Linked DNA regions of Homo sapiens: region 1 is linked to region 2. The links are chromatin contacts, found by Hi-C or POLR2A ChIA-PET in ENCODE. All regions are on one chromosome and are shown on one strand. Each heading gives the region's core, a stretch centred on a gene start or an enhancer-like site at or near the end of the contact. The rest is flanking DNA. Distances are from core to core; before and after follow the strand shown.

Region 1 (6,873 bases), core at 1-2,500, 230 kb before region 2:
GGAGGACTGGCGTCACGGCTGTCATCTTTCCAGGGAGAGAAGGAAGGAAACTGCCTGTTTGCTGCCCTGCCTGCCTCCTTCGGCTGCCAGTGTGGGGTGGTAGAAATTCTCTTGACTTAGAATCAGGCATCCTGGCTCTGGTGGCCTTCACTAGCTGGGTGTCCTAGGATAAGCCACTTTACCTCTCTGGCCTTCCTCCATTTTAAATATGGGGATAATAACATCTACCTGCTTCATGGGACCTAATGGGATGCTTATGACAGCCTTTTACAAACTATAAAACGTTCCAAAAAGGTAGGAATCACTACCATTTACTCAATTTTATCCTGGCCAACTTTTTTTTTTTTTTTTTTTTTTGAGACAGAGTTTTGCTCTTGTTGCCCAGGCTGGAGTGCAATGGCGTGATCTTGGCTCACTGCAACTTCCACCTCCCGGGTTCAAGCAATTCTCCTGCCTCAGCCTCCTGAGTAGCTGGGATTACAGGCGCCCGCCACCACACCCGGCTAATTTTTTGTGTTTTTAGTTCAGACAGGGTTTCATCATGTTGTCCAGGCTGGTCTCGAACTCCTGACCTCAGGTGATCCACCCGCCTCGGCCTCCCAAAGTGCTGGGATTACAAGCGTGAGCCACTGCACTCGGCCTATCCTGGCCAACATCTAACCAACCTTCCAAACTTGGCTCAAATGTCATTTCCAGGATGTTCCTAGCCAGGCCAAGCATCCTGGTGTATGCTCTCCCGCCATGCTGCCGCACACATTTCCCAAATAGCACTTGTTATAGTTTATAACTAGACATTTAGTTAAGGGATGATTTGATTGGGTTTTTGTTTTGTTTTGTTTTTGAGGCAAGGAGTGATCATAGCTCACTGCAGCTCAAAACTCCCGGGTTCAAGCTATCCTCCCGCCTCAGCCTTCCAAGTAGCTGGTTCTACAGGTGCATACCACGCGGGGCTAATTTTTTAATTTTTTCTGGAGACGGTCTCGCTATGTTGCCCAGGCTGGTCTCGAACTCCTGGGCTCAAGCGATCCTCCATCTCGGCCTCCCAAGGTGTTGGGATTACAGGCGTGAGCCGCCAGCCAGGCCTGATTTGATTGTTTCTCCACTAAACCACTATGATGATAAAGACTGCATGTGTTTGCTCACCTGGGTGTCCCAGAGCCCACAGGATCTGGCACTTAGTAGGCGCTCGGTAAAGAATGAGTGAGCGGCGGCGTTTACTCTTCACCTCCCCCAGCCACCCTGCTCAGCTGCCCCTTCCGCGGCTGCGGTGCGCGCCGGGACCGGGAGGGCTGCTGCGCCCGGGAGCGACCAGCAGGAGGTGCGGCGCTGGCCGCCTCTCACCTTCGCTGTGCGGCTCTGCGCGCGGGTGGCGGCGCACGAAGCTGGGGGAGCTGTCGGAGGAGGGCGCGGAGCGCGGCGGAGAGCAGGAGGCGGCGGCCAGGCCCTCGTGCGACGCAGCGTTGTGCAGGGGCCGGTAGCGTGTGAGCGGCGAGGGCGGCGGCTCGTCCTCGTCCAGGCTGCGCCGCAACCCCGGAGGATCCAGGCAGAAAGAGCCCCCGGCCGGGGACCCCGGGCCTGAGTGCAAAGGCGAGCGCAGCCGGTGCAGGGGGCTCCCGCAGCCATCGGTCACCTGGACGAGGGGGCAGCCGCTCACCGAGAACCCTCCTCCTCCCTTCCCGGAGGAGCTGGGAGACTTTCACCCTGTAAACTGCGGGCCCTGAGGGTCCTTCCGGGGCCTAGAGGGAGGGTTTCCTCATGCCTTAGGCAGCGGGGTGGCTGGAGAGTGAGAGGTGGGAAACAGGAACTTTGAGTCACACAGGCTGGGGCTGAATTCCCCCTCCTTCACTTACTGTGACTTTGCTCCTGGACCTCTCAGGGCCTCAGTTTCCTCAGCTGTAAAATGGGGCTAATAATATCTTCTTTACACAGGATTAAATGAGCCAGAAGTGAACTGCAGCTAACACTTGGCAGCATTACTAGGTCAGGAGTCTGGGGATGTGGTTTCCCTGGAAGAGCACTCTGGAGAGATTATCCAGGGGTGGGAGGAGAGGGAGGGGTGGGAGGGTGTATATGTGTTTTCCTAACTTGCCCCAACCTTGCCTCCGGGCCCATCCGAGCCTTCACCATCCTCCGCGGAGCTGGCACTGTCCCGAAGCCTGGAGCGGGATGGCCGGTGTCTCCGGCCCTTGGCCAACAGTTGGGCCCGGGCCTTGTGTAAACTGCTGTCCAGTCTGGCCGTCTCTGGCACAGCCAAGTCCAGGTCTGCGAACCGGGGGAGGGGAGCAGAGACCAGACACATGAGAGGTGACGGCAAGCCCAGAGGCCCACCTCAGGGGCCACCTGCACCCACACCCCAGGCATTCAACCCGTGTTCTTGAGTGCTGGGAGCACAGACAGATGAAAAACAGGGTGTCTCCCCGTCTCAGGTGGGAGTGGGCGGGTGTGCAGGGGAAGCAGAAATGCCGGCGCTAAAATACAGCGCCGTGTGATGAACCCTCCTGTAGACACGGAGGAACGGCAGCCCTGTTTGGATGCATCAGAGGAGGAAACACCAAAGCTGGGTTTTAACGTCTGGGTAGGAGTCTGTAAGAGATGAGGTGGGCAAAACAGGTATATGCAATGCTAGGAAGTAGGGAAACAAGGGTGGTACCTCCAGGGACAGTTGGAGGGTAGCTTTGTGGAGAGAAGGGTTGAGGGATGAGGCTGGAGAGATGATGGAAATAATGGCCACCATTTAAGAAACACTTACTACACACCAGACAGTGTACATACATCATCTCTCACTCAAAACAACCCGGTGGGGTTAGGACAGTTACTATGCATACTTTACAGCTGAGCAAACTAAAACTCAGAGAGGTTAAGTCACTTGACTAAAGCCACCAGCTAGCAATGGTCCAGGATTTGAGCCTGGCTAGGCTGGCTCTAGAGACTGGCCCTACTGGGGACACTGGCTTGCTGTGCCACGCGCAGGGTCTCACTCAGAGATAGCACTGCTGAGCATCTAGAGGGCTTGCAGTTGGAGTGGAGCAAAGGGACACCCCCAGAATCCACTGGCAGTGGCAGGAAGGAAAGCCCCATAGTCCCCGAAACCTCTCTTCTGTCCTGGGTCTGTGGCCCTGTGCTAGATCTTGCATGAGGACATGGAGGAAGAGTGGGCAGACCCAGTGGGTCCAGCGTTAAAGTCCTTATTGCTCATAGCTCCACTTGTCACGTGCTGCACCTCGGAATGAAGCCCTCATGCTGTACCAGTGCTGAGCTTGGCACTGGGGTCTCCAAACAGAAAGAGTCTTCCCAGGCTTCAAGATGGGTCAAGACTTTTCCTCCCCACTCCACCCAGCATGATCTCAGGGGCCCTATTCTGTCACTCATGCCCACCCTGCCTTGTCTGCTCCTGTTTCGTTCTGTAGACAACCCCTAAGCCACCCCAGTTGCTCTCCTGGCTTAACTACCACCTATTTCTATTTCCAGCCTTGACACCCTCCCCTGAATTCTGAGTGTGGGCACTCAGGCACCTGCCAAGGAAGTTACCACGTCAAAGACCCCAAGGTGTCTCAAGCTCAACTCATCAAAATGAACCGATCATGTAACCTCAAACCAGCTTCTACTCTCTTCCTTGACTCAGTGAAAAGCCCCCTTGTCCACCCAAGTCGCCCGAGTCAGACAGCCCTAAGCTACCCTTCTTCTCTCTCAGCCCCAGACCCAGTTGGTAATTCATGTCCAACTGTCTAGTTGACACCTCCACTTTGATGTCCACCAGGGGTCTTCAGCCTACAGGTGCTGCAATCTCCTGATCTCTCCCACCCCAGAGCTGCTCCTCCCAGTCTTGGTGAACAGTAGCTCCATTCTTCTAGTTGCTCAGCTGAACCCCTGGAGTCATTCTTCACTGCTTTCCCTACCATCCTACAAACGGATTCATCCACAATTCCTGTTAGCTCTACTTTCAAAAAATAGCTAGACATACTGAAATATTTACGGTGAAGGGATATGATGTTTTGGACTAGGTTCCACATAATCCAGGGCAATAGGGGGAGGGCGTGGATGGGATAGATATGAAACTAGACTGGCTATGACTAGGTCATTGTTGAGGCTGGGTAATGAGTTCTTGAGTGCATGATAGACTACACTTTGCTGTAATCTCTAATTTTGAATCTGTTTGAGATTTTCCTTAATAAATTATTGTTTGTGTATGCGAATGTATACACATACTCCTATACATGCGTACATATGGAGAGAAAGGGAGGAGAGCAGAGGAAGGGAGAGGAGAGGAGAGGAAAGAAAAAGAGGGGAGAGGATGGGAGGAAAGGGAGGGAAGTGAGAGGGAGAATTCACAGTCTCTTAGACCAGAAGGTCTAAACTGCCATCATCTTTTAGCCTGGATTATTACAAACAGCCTCCTAGCTGGTCTTCCTTCCGTCTCCCTTTCCCATCTAGTCTATTTTCAACACAGCAGCCAGAGTGATCCTGATCAAACGTGTCAGTTTATATCACTCCCCTGTTCAGAACCCTCCAGTGACTTCCATCTTATGCAGATTAAGAGTCAAAGTTCTCCCAGTGGCCTTCCAGAGTCAGCCTATGCTCCCTTGCCTGTCTGAGCACTACTCCTGTCCCTCCACTCCAACCATCCTGGCCGCCTGGCTCATCCTCACACAAGCCAGCCTGCATTGCAGGGCCTTTGCACCTCCTCTGCCCTTTTTCTGCAAGGCTCTTTCCACAGATTTCTGCGTGGTTCTCTCCCTCACTTCCTTCAAGTCTTCGCTTAAATGCTTTCTCTCACTGAGGCCTTCCCTGACCACCCAATTTATAATAGCCCCCCCACTCCAAAACTCCACTCCTGTTTTTTTCCTATATCATTTCTCATTCTCTGGCATGCTATATATTTTGCTTATATCATTTATGGTCTTTCTCCACCCATTAGAATGTCAGCTCCATGAGGACAGGTTTCTGCTTTGTTCACTGCTCTACCACAGGCAGAGAACAGTGCCTGGCACACAGTAGGTGCTTAGCACACCCTTTTAATGAAAGAAAAATGTTCTGTTGATTGGCCTCCTCACACCCATGGAACCTGGGCTCTCCTCTCCTCTGGACCGAACTGCCTTAGCTCAGGCCTTCACCTGAGTGGAGGGGAGCTGCCCCCACCTCCCACCCCCTGCCACCCCAAAACATGCAACTATCCCTCCTTCGCTCCCTGCCTCCTGTCTGGCTCCTCCTCGTACCTTCCATGTGACTAGAAGAAACTTTCTGAAGCACCTTTCTTTTTTTTTTTTCTTGTGGAGACAGAATCTTGCTCTGCCACCCAGGCTAGAGTGCAGTGGCATGATCTTAGCTCACTGCAACCTCCACCTCCCAGGCTCAATCGATTCTCCTGGCTCAGCCTCCCAAGTAGCTGGGACTACAGGTGTGTGCCACCACACCTGGCTAACTTTTGTATTTTTAGTAGAGATGGGGTTTCGCCATGTTGGTCAGGCTGGTCTTGAACTCCTGGCCTCAAGTGATCTGCCCGCCTTGGCCTCCCAGAGTGCTGGGATTACTGGTGTGGGCCATCGCGCCCGGCCTGAAGCACATTTCTGACCATGTCCCATACTCTCCTGCTTTTGAAACTCTCGCAGAAGGGGTCCCAAAGCTAACAATATAAAGTCCATGCTATTCAGCTCTCTATTCAAGGCCTGAGGGGCCCAGCCCACCCTTTCTGTGTTCCCAACAGATTCCTCCTCTTACATGACTATGGCTAAGAGCACTGGCCCTGGCCCAGATGGCCAGGCTGAAGCCAGTTCTATCATTTGCCGGCTGGGTGACTCTGGGCAAGTTACTTCCTTTTAGGTGTCAGCTTTCTCATGTGTAAAATGGGATTATACTAGCACTATCTTCCTTATAGGGTGGTTGTGAGCATCAAATAAAATAATCCATATACAGTACTTTGCCATAATGCTATGACTTAGTACGAGCTCAACAGGCGCTCGCTGGTGATGGCGTCTGTGGGATCAACTGAATTGCTTATACTGATACCTATATGTGTACCTGCCTCTACCTCACTTCCCACCTCCATCCCTATGCTCCATCTCTCTCCAGCCCTTCTTTGTCCGGCTGATCAATTCTGACACAGCACCGTCTGACAGCCGCACCACACTACCATATGGTCACGATACGGTCGGGATATGGTCGCCAATGACTGTCTCCTCATGCTGGCCTGCAACCTGCAGAGGGTGAAACCCTTCCCTGTCCACTGTGTATCATGAGAGCCTGGTGTGGCACCTGACAAGGAGCAGGTGTTCAGGAAGTGTTGAAGCAAAGTCACACTTCCATGGACTAGTGCATGCTTTGGCGGAGATGGACTCCAGACACACACGGGTGCTGATGAAGGTCACCTCCATGCCCATGCCCACATCCCATCACGTCCACATTTCAATCCTCTGCCCAGCACTCCCCACCGTCTAGTATGTTCCTTGTTTATTTGTGTGTGCTTTGATCATCTGTCCCCCTACTTGCCCCTGCACGAAAATTTGAGCTCCATGAGGACAGTGATTTTGTCTGGCTTGTTCTTTGCTGTCTCCCCAGAGCCAAGGACAGAGCCTGATGCATATTAGGAGCTCTATAAATATTTGTCGAATGGATGAAAAGACGGGGAGACTGGGAGGCTACTTCTTTAAATATGGCAGCCAGGCTGAGGTCTGGGTAACCATAAAGAGCCGAGGTTGCAGAAGGAACAAAAAGAGCATTCTAAGGAGAGAGAATGGTGCAGCCTTGGGCTTGGAGCATCTGGGGAGCAGCGAGGGGGCCAGCACAGCCTGCGAGGGGAAGGAAGGGTCTGGTTGAAATGGGAGGGTGGACACCGAGAGGAGATTGCAGTTGTCCAGGGGGCAACCTGCTGGTGTTTCC
Region 2 (6,806 bases), core at 153-2,652:
TATGTACCATCAAATGCTTGTGTATCCTGTACACATCAGTTTAGAATTCTCTCATCAACCCAACCTTGTGGCAACTTCCAAACCCCTCCATCATGGCCTTCTAACTTTTCAAACTTTTTTTTTTGTAAGCCACTTCTCTTTCCAGACCTCTCTGTAGTGGTTCCTAACGTCTTCCCTTTAAACCTTCTAACTTGTGTTTGCTATTTTTATGACTTCCTCCTCCCAGTGCCTGGCTTCCCCAGCTGGGGATTCACCTTGCTTTGGTGGCCACTGTTTTGCTCTTCTCGCCTTCCCTCTCTCCATGGGCCTGCCAGGCTTAGGGAAGGCCGCAGGTGCTTAGACCTTGTCCAATGCGGTGCTCATTGAACACGCCGGGTTCTCAAACAAATGTTAGGGACAGCTGGTTAGACGGGAATCTGGGCCTCCCCTGCTTGCTTTCCGCAACATTTCTTGAGCATTGCTGGGTGTCCAAGGCAGGGCGAGATCCCAGAGCAGTCACGACCGGATGTATGATTGGTGCTCACTGCACAGTGCTGGGGACGCACAGGGAGGATGCCACTGATGGTGTAGGGGGTGGGGACTTGGCAGAGGGAGCAGCATGTGTCGAGGTCTACTGGTTCTCCAAGTTTGGTCCCAGAGCAAAGGCATCAGCATCACCTGGGAACCTGCTGAAAATTCTAATGCTTAGGCCTCACTACCGACCTACCAAAGCAGACACTCTGGGGGAGGGAGGAGGGGCACTAAAAATCTGTTTTATCAAGACCTCCAAGAGACTCCAACACACGCTAGAGTAGTTTGAGAACCACGACTCTGGGAGCGGCCTGAGGATGCTTAGGATGAGCGCAGAGCGGAAAGGAGGATTCGTGAAGGCTCTCTGATGCCAGTCAAGGGGTTAGACTTTGCCCCGCAGGTGCGGCCTCCAGGTTTTTAAGCAGACGCCTGTGGCTCTCACACGCCCTCTCCCAAGGCGGCGTCTCTGGGAGCCCTGGCGTTCCCTGGGCCCCCGGGACCGAGAGCTTACCCGCGTGGGACTGAACTCGCCCACGACCCCCGACACCAGGCAAGAGAGGTTGTGCCGCAGACCCTCCACTCCCCAGCACCAGGCGCTCGCCGTCCAGGTGGAGGGGAGCACACGTGGGAGCCAGGGGCACCGGCGGAGACACGAGCGCAGAAGGCACGCGCTCAAGCCCACGCCCGCGACTGCCGGGACTGAAGGTGTTGCGAGCCCCGGCTCCACCCCTAGCCTGCGGTGCGCCGTGCTTTGGCCCCGCAGGCCCCGCCCCCGGCCCCGCCCCGGCGCGCGCCCGGCCCGCCTCCCTAGGCGTGGAGGAGGGGGGGCGGCTCAGCCCCGCGCCCGTGCGCGCGCTCGCGGCCGGGTTGCAGGGCTGGGCGCGCGCCCCGCGTCCCGGGCAGGAAGATGGTGGCGAGCGCGCGAGTGCAGAAGCTGGTGCGGCGCTACAAGCTGGCGATTGCCACGGCGCTGGCCATCCTGCTGCTGCAGGGCCTGGTAGTGTGGAGCTTCAGCGGCCTGGAGGAGGACGAGGCGGGCGAGGTGCTCCGACGGCCGGGCGGGCGGGCAGGCCGGGCGCGGGGGCGCGCGGGGTCCTGGCGGGGCTGCGGGCGGCCCCAGCCGGGGAAGTGGGGCACGGGCCGCGTGCGTGCGTGCGGGGCGCCGGCGGTCGCCCAGAGCGGAGCATCCGGCCCCCGGCACTCCCTTCCCCAGCAGGCCTAGGGAGCTGCGCGCGGGGGCAGTGCGTGACCTGGAGACCCGGGCCCTGGTGGATTGGGAGTCGGGCGGGGGGAGCAGGTCATGCTAGGGTGGTCTCCGGCCAAGGGAGCGATGAAGGTCAGGCGCGGCGAGCGGGGCTGGGAGGCGGGGCTGGGCCCGAACCTGCTCGGAGGTGGGGAGCCCCAGGCCAAACTTTCTGAAGTTGGGAGGGGGCGGGGATATGCGCGCCGTGGGCGGAGGAGTAGGGCCAAGGGACTCAGGGCGTCCTTCCCCAGCTGAGCCCGAGGGGCAGCGGCCGGTGAGGAAGGGGAGCTCGGGGGTGGAATTCAGGCCTGGGACAAAGTGTGTACCCGGGAACTGAAGGAACAGGGAGTGACGCCGAAGGAGAGAACTGGAGTATTCCCGAGGTGTGGCTTCCTCAGCCGGGGGTTTGAAGAACCTGGATGGGTCTCCGGAGGGCAGGGAGAGGAGGAACTGAGCTGGTGAGTTGGCCTCAGGACCTTAGGGAATTAGGGAGGGGCCCTCTGGCTTTAAGGGAATGGGGACTGTAACAGAGCCCCAGCCGCAGAGCAGGGGCAACCAACAGCCGTCTCAGCCCCCAAGTCCCTGCCTCGAGGGTCTTTCTCCCTCTTCCCCGATGTGGTTTCAGCGGGAGGCTCAGACACCTCAGCGGTGTGGTGAGGAAGGGTCCATTGGGTCTGGGTTCGTGCTGCGGAGATGGAGAGGACAGGCCACACCACAGCCCTAAGCTGTGGCCCAGAGGTCAGGACCTCCCTGCCCCCAGCGCCCCTGTTCTGCTGCCTCCAGGGCTCCGGGTCAGAGACTCTATCTGCTGCTGTCCTCCGGCAAGCCCCGATACCCGCGACCCCTTACCGCATCTCGCCAGTCTGGAAGGCCTGGTGTGGAGACAGAAGAGCTGCCCTTGCCTTTTTTTGGGAGAACCCAGAGGGTGGGATGGTGATGGGGGCTGGAACAGAGTCACATGAGACCATAACTCCAAAAGGAGGTGGGGGCGGGGGTGGGGCTGGCTCCGTGACATCCGTGGGGTGTAGACCTACAAGTAGGACAAGCAAGTAGGAGAGTGTTTCAGGCCCAGTGTAAGAAGACTGTTTGGGCAGATGGGACATTCCAAGATGGAATGGGCTGCCAAAGCAGTTAGGGAGCCCTCTGACCCTGGAATATGTGACCACTCTGGGCTACCGCCCCCATCCCCCACCACCTCCTCCTCCAGCTTCCTGGCTGAATGAATAGGGGAATCCTGGGCTGGAATGTTTGAAAAAGCTTGTGCGGTCCAGGCACCCATTGCTGCTTGGACCCCCTCAGCTGCTCCCTCACCTGACTCTGGGGTTGCCAGGCAGCATAACGGGGTGCATGGGAAGGTGAGTGCTGAAGCTGGACCACCCACTTCACCACTCTCTTCCAGCTCTGACCCTGAGAAGACCACCAGCAAATCACTTTGCCTCCTCCCTTATCCTTATCAGTATCCCTCCTCAAGATGGGGATAATAATGGCACCTCCCGTGTTAGGTGATTATAAAGATTAAGTGAAAATGATGCCTGTGAAGCACTTGCAGGAGTTCCTGGCACATGCTCAGCTGTCAGTAAATAAATAACTCTTATTATCCCAGCACTGTGCATTGGGAATACGATTCATTCATTCATTCATTCATTCCACAAATAGGTGTGAAGTCCTACTTTGTACTAGACACTGTGCTAATACTGGGGATACAAAAATAAAATAGATGAGGTCTCTGCCCTCATGGACAGGTAATCTACAGAGAGAAACAGACAGCGAAAAGGAATTTAATAGAATTACAAAGGGGTTGGCTTAGATCAGGGGGTCAGGAAAGGCTTCTCACAGGAAGAGGTGGGCAGGAGAGTTCAGGCAGAAGGCCTGAGGAGAATGGGCTTAGCTGGGCACCCTTGAGGAATGGACAGGAGGGTGTGGTGCTTTCCCTGAAAGAAGGTTCCATTCTGTGCGGCTGAAAGGACCAGAGCAAGGGGCAAGGGTTTTATTCTAAGTGCAGTGGGAGAGCACTGAAGGGGTTTAAGCAGCACAGGATTCAGTGTGCATTTAAGACGTGCACTCTGCCCATCTATGGAGAGGCTGAGAGTGGATCCCAGGGATGGTCACGAACCTCCAGAGAGCCACTTTATAGTTTCCAAAGCTTCCACAAACACCATCTCACCACTTGTTTTAAATGCAGCCCGAGAAGTCAAAGGAGGTGGGGTATGGGGGGAGCATTTCTGTGTTCACCCTTTCTGTGACTCAGAGAAGGATTCTAAGGTGGAGCTACAGAGCCAGGAAGTGGCAGAGGATTTTAATCGCCTCCTTGGAGGAGAGGAAGGAGCCTCTGAGGCCAGAATGTATCCCAGCCAGAAGTCAGAGGACCATTCCCTACCCTCAGTCATCAGAAGGGCTCCTGACCTCAGGGGCTGCTGGGGGCAGCCTGTGAGGGGCACAAGGCTGGGGCTGTGATGACGATGCTCCTTGGACATGCCTGGAAGGGATGGAGGTGGGGGCTGACTGCCCACCAGGGCCTCTGCTCCCTCACTGCTGCCTCCTCATCCCCCAGCCTCCTCTGGGATTGTCCTTCTCAGGGTCAGCCAGCTCCCACTGCAGTGCAGGGACCAACATGCCCATCTCCTCCCACATCCTGGCCCCCACCACAGCCAACCTGGCCCCGTGCCTCATGCCCTGCCCTCCTGACCAGCTTCCTAACTCACTGATACTGGCTTCCACTCGGAGAGCCTACAGCTCTCTGCCATCTACCCACCTAAGCTTGGGAATGTCTTTCTCTGCTTGTGCTCTGTAGCCAGCTCACATGTCACCAGGCTGATGCACACTCAGCTCAGTGGGGCTGCATTTACCTTTCCTAGGGATTCCCCAGCCTGTGGTGCCCTCCCCAGTGTGGGTAGAGAATAGGGTCTGCTGCCTCCTCTTGCAGGTATCTCTTCTCGGATGGGAATGGGCGCCCCCAGCTCCCACTGGCCACCTTTAAGAGATCAGAGGGCAACCGGGCACTGTGGCTCATGCCTGTAATCTCAGCACTTTGGGAGGCCAAGGTGGGAGAAGCGCTTGAGTCCAGGAGTTCGAGACCAGCTTGGATAACATAGCAAGACTATCTCTATTAAAATAAATAAAATAAAAAGATCAGAAGGCTGGCTGGGTGCTAGGCACAGAGGGCATGGATGTAGGCATGGGGCTCTGGCCTGAAGGTAGCTGTCAGCCTGACAGCATGAGGTTCCTGATGTGCCCATACTGGTAGTGGGTAGGGTGTGGGTAGGGTAGTGGGTAGGTTGGGGGAAGTCCTGGGGAGGTGAGGAGCACAGAGAACCCAACCCAGCCGAGTCCAAGATGTCCAGGATCTTGGGTCTCTCTTGACTTCACGTTTGACTAATTTCCTCCTCCCATCTGAGTAATCATAATGATAAAGATAGCAGCATTGGGCCAGGTATGGTGGCTCACGCCTGTAATCCCAGCACTTTGGGAGGCTGAGGCGGGCAGATCACTTGAGGTCAGGAATTTGAGACCAGCCTGGCCAATATGGTAAAGCCCAGTCTTTACTAAAAATACAAAAAGTTGCCAGGCATGGTGGCACATACCTGTAATCCCAGCTACTTGGGAGGCTGAGGCACGAGAATCGCTTGAACCTGGGAGGCAAAGGTTGCAGTGAGCTGAGATCACGCTACTGCACTCCAGCCTGGGCGACAGAGTGAGACTGCGTCTCAAAAAAAAAAAAAAAAAAAAAAAAAGTACCAGTACTTACTGAATGCTGTGCCTATGCCAAAAGCTTTGCATTCATTCATTCATTCATTCAAAAAATACTAAGGCCAGGCACAGTGGCTTAGGCCTGTAATCCCAGCACTTTGGGAGGCCAAGGTTTGTGGATCACTTGAGGTCAGGAGTTCGAGACCAGCCTGGCCAACATGGTGAAACTCTGTCTCTACTAAAAATACAAAAAATTAGCCAGGCATGGTGGTGCGAACCTGTAATCCCGGCTACGTGGGAGGCTGAGGCACAAGAATCGCTTGAACCCAAGAGGCAGAGGTTGGAGTGAGCCGAGATTGCACCACTGCACTCCAGCCTGGGCAATAGAGTGAGACTGCCTCAGAAAAACAAACACTTACTGAGTGTGTACTACAGCCAGACACTCTCCTAGGTGCTACGACTATGTCAGTGAACAAAACAGGAAAAAAGCCCTGCCCTTGGGGAACTTACAATCTTCTGAGGAGAAAGACAAATTAAAAAAACAGTATAAATAAATAGTAGGATGAGAGGAAATATTGTGCGATGGTGAAAAGCAGAGGAGGAGGGAGGGCTGGCACTGTAAATCCAGTGGTCTGGGTGGCCCTACTGAGAAGATGCCATCTGAACAAAGAATTGAAGGAGGCAAGGAGTGTGAGCAGTGGGGCTATCTGGGGGAGGGTTTGCCAGGCACAGGGGATAGTGGGTGCAAGGGTTGGAGCCAGGAGTGCCAGGGGGGATGAGGGGACGCAGAGAAAACCACTGTGGCTGCAGGAGAGTGAGCATGACAAATTCCCAGATGAGGTCAGAGAGGCCTGGGTGGAGAAGGGGGCATCCAGACAGCTCATGGAGCCTCTGTAGGCTCCTGTAAGGGCCTTGGTTTTTATCCTAAGAGGGGAAGCCACTGGAGGTTTGGAGCAGGGGAGTGGTGAAATGGGATTTTAAGAGTTGTAACAGAAACACCAGCTGCTGTGATGAGAACGGAATTTAGGGGAACAAGAGTAGGAGCTGGAAGACCAGGGAATCCAGGCAGGGATAGTGAGGGAGGTGTTGAGAAGGGATGGCATTCCACATGTATTCTGAAGGTGGCCCCGATGGGATTTACTGATGGAGTGGATGTGGGGTGTGAGGGAAAGAGAGTCAAAGATGACTCCTGGCTGGGCGCAGTGGCTCACATCTGTAATCCCAGCACTTTGGGAGGCCAGGGCAGGTGGATCACGAGGTCAGGAGTTCAAGACCAGCCTGGCCAACTTGGTGAAACCCCATCTCTATTAAAAATAAAAAATTAGCCAGGCATGGTGGCATGTGCCTGTAGTCCCAGCCTCTCGGG

What was found. A loop is a pair of places that touch in the nucleus more often than their neighbours do. ChIA-PET counts read pairs that join two places held with the same protein, here RNA polymerase II (POLR2A). Pooled maps may share reads with other maps.
Region 1: a pooled map shows a loop between it and region 2 (2.2-fold over the local background). The contact joins the enhancer-like site here to the promoter of XYLT2 in region 2. A Hi-C loop is called at or near these places in 1 of 50 pooled maps. POLR2A ChIA-PET finds 5 or more read pairs at or near these places in 4 of 52 experiments (H1, HEK293T, HepG2 and 1 more).

The regions. Positions count from the first base shown.
Region 1 is chr17:50,116,066-50,122,938 of GRCh38, forward strand. SAMD14 (sterile alpha motif domain containing 14) reads right to left here. Exons shown (of 10, transcript NM_001257359.2): 3 at 2,096-2,262; 4 at 1,342-1,630; 5 at 1-25. Among named protein-coding and RNA genes, the nearest start is that of SAMD14, 11 kb to the right of the region's middle. RefSeq lists an enhancer at 1-337 and a silencer at 1,180-1,469. Within about 2 kb of position 1,251, at least 2 of the 41 ENCODE cell types and tissues checked have a DNase peak (open chromatin) inside an H3K27ac peak, as active enhancers do.
Region 2 is chr17:50,344,724-50,351,529 of GRCh38, forward strand. It overlaps XYLT2 (xylosyltransferase 2), which reads left to right and starts at 1,403. Exons shown (of 11, transcript NM_022167.4): 1 at 1,403-1,552. The coding sequence starts at 1,418. RefSeq lists silencers at 1,190-1,389, 1,450-1,549, 1,620-1,709, 2,525-2,819.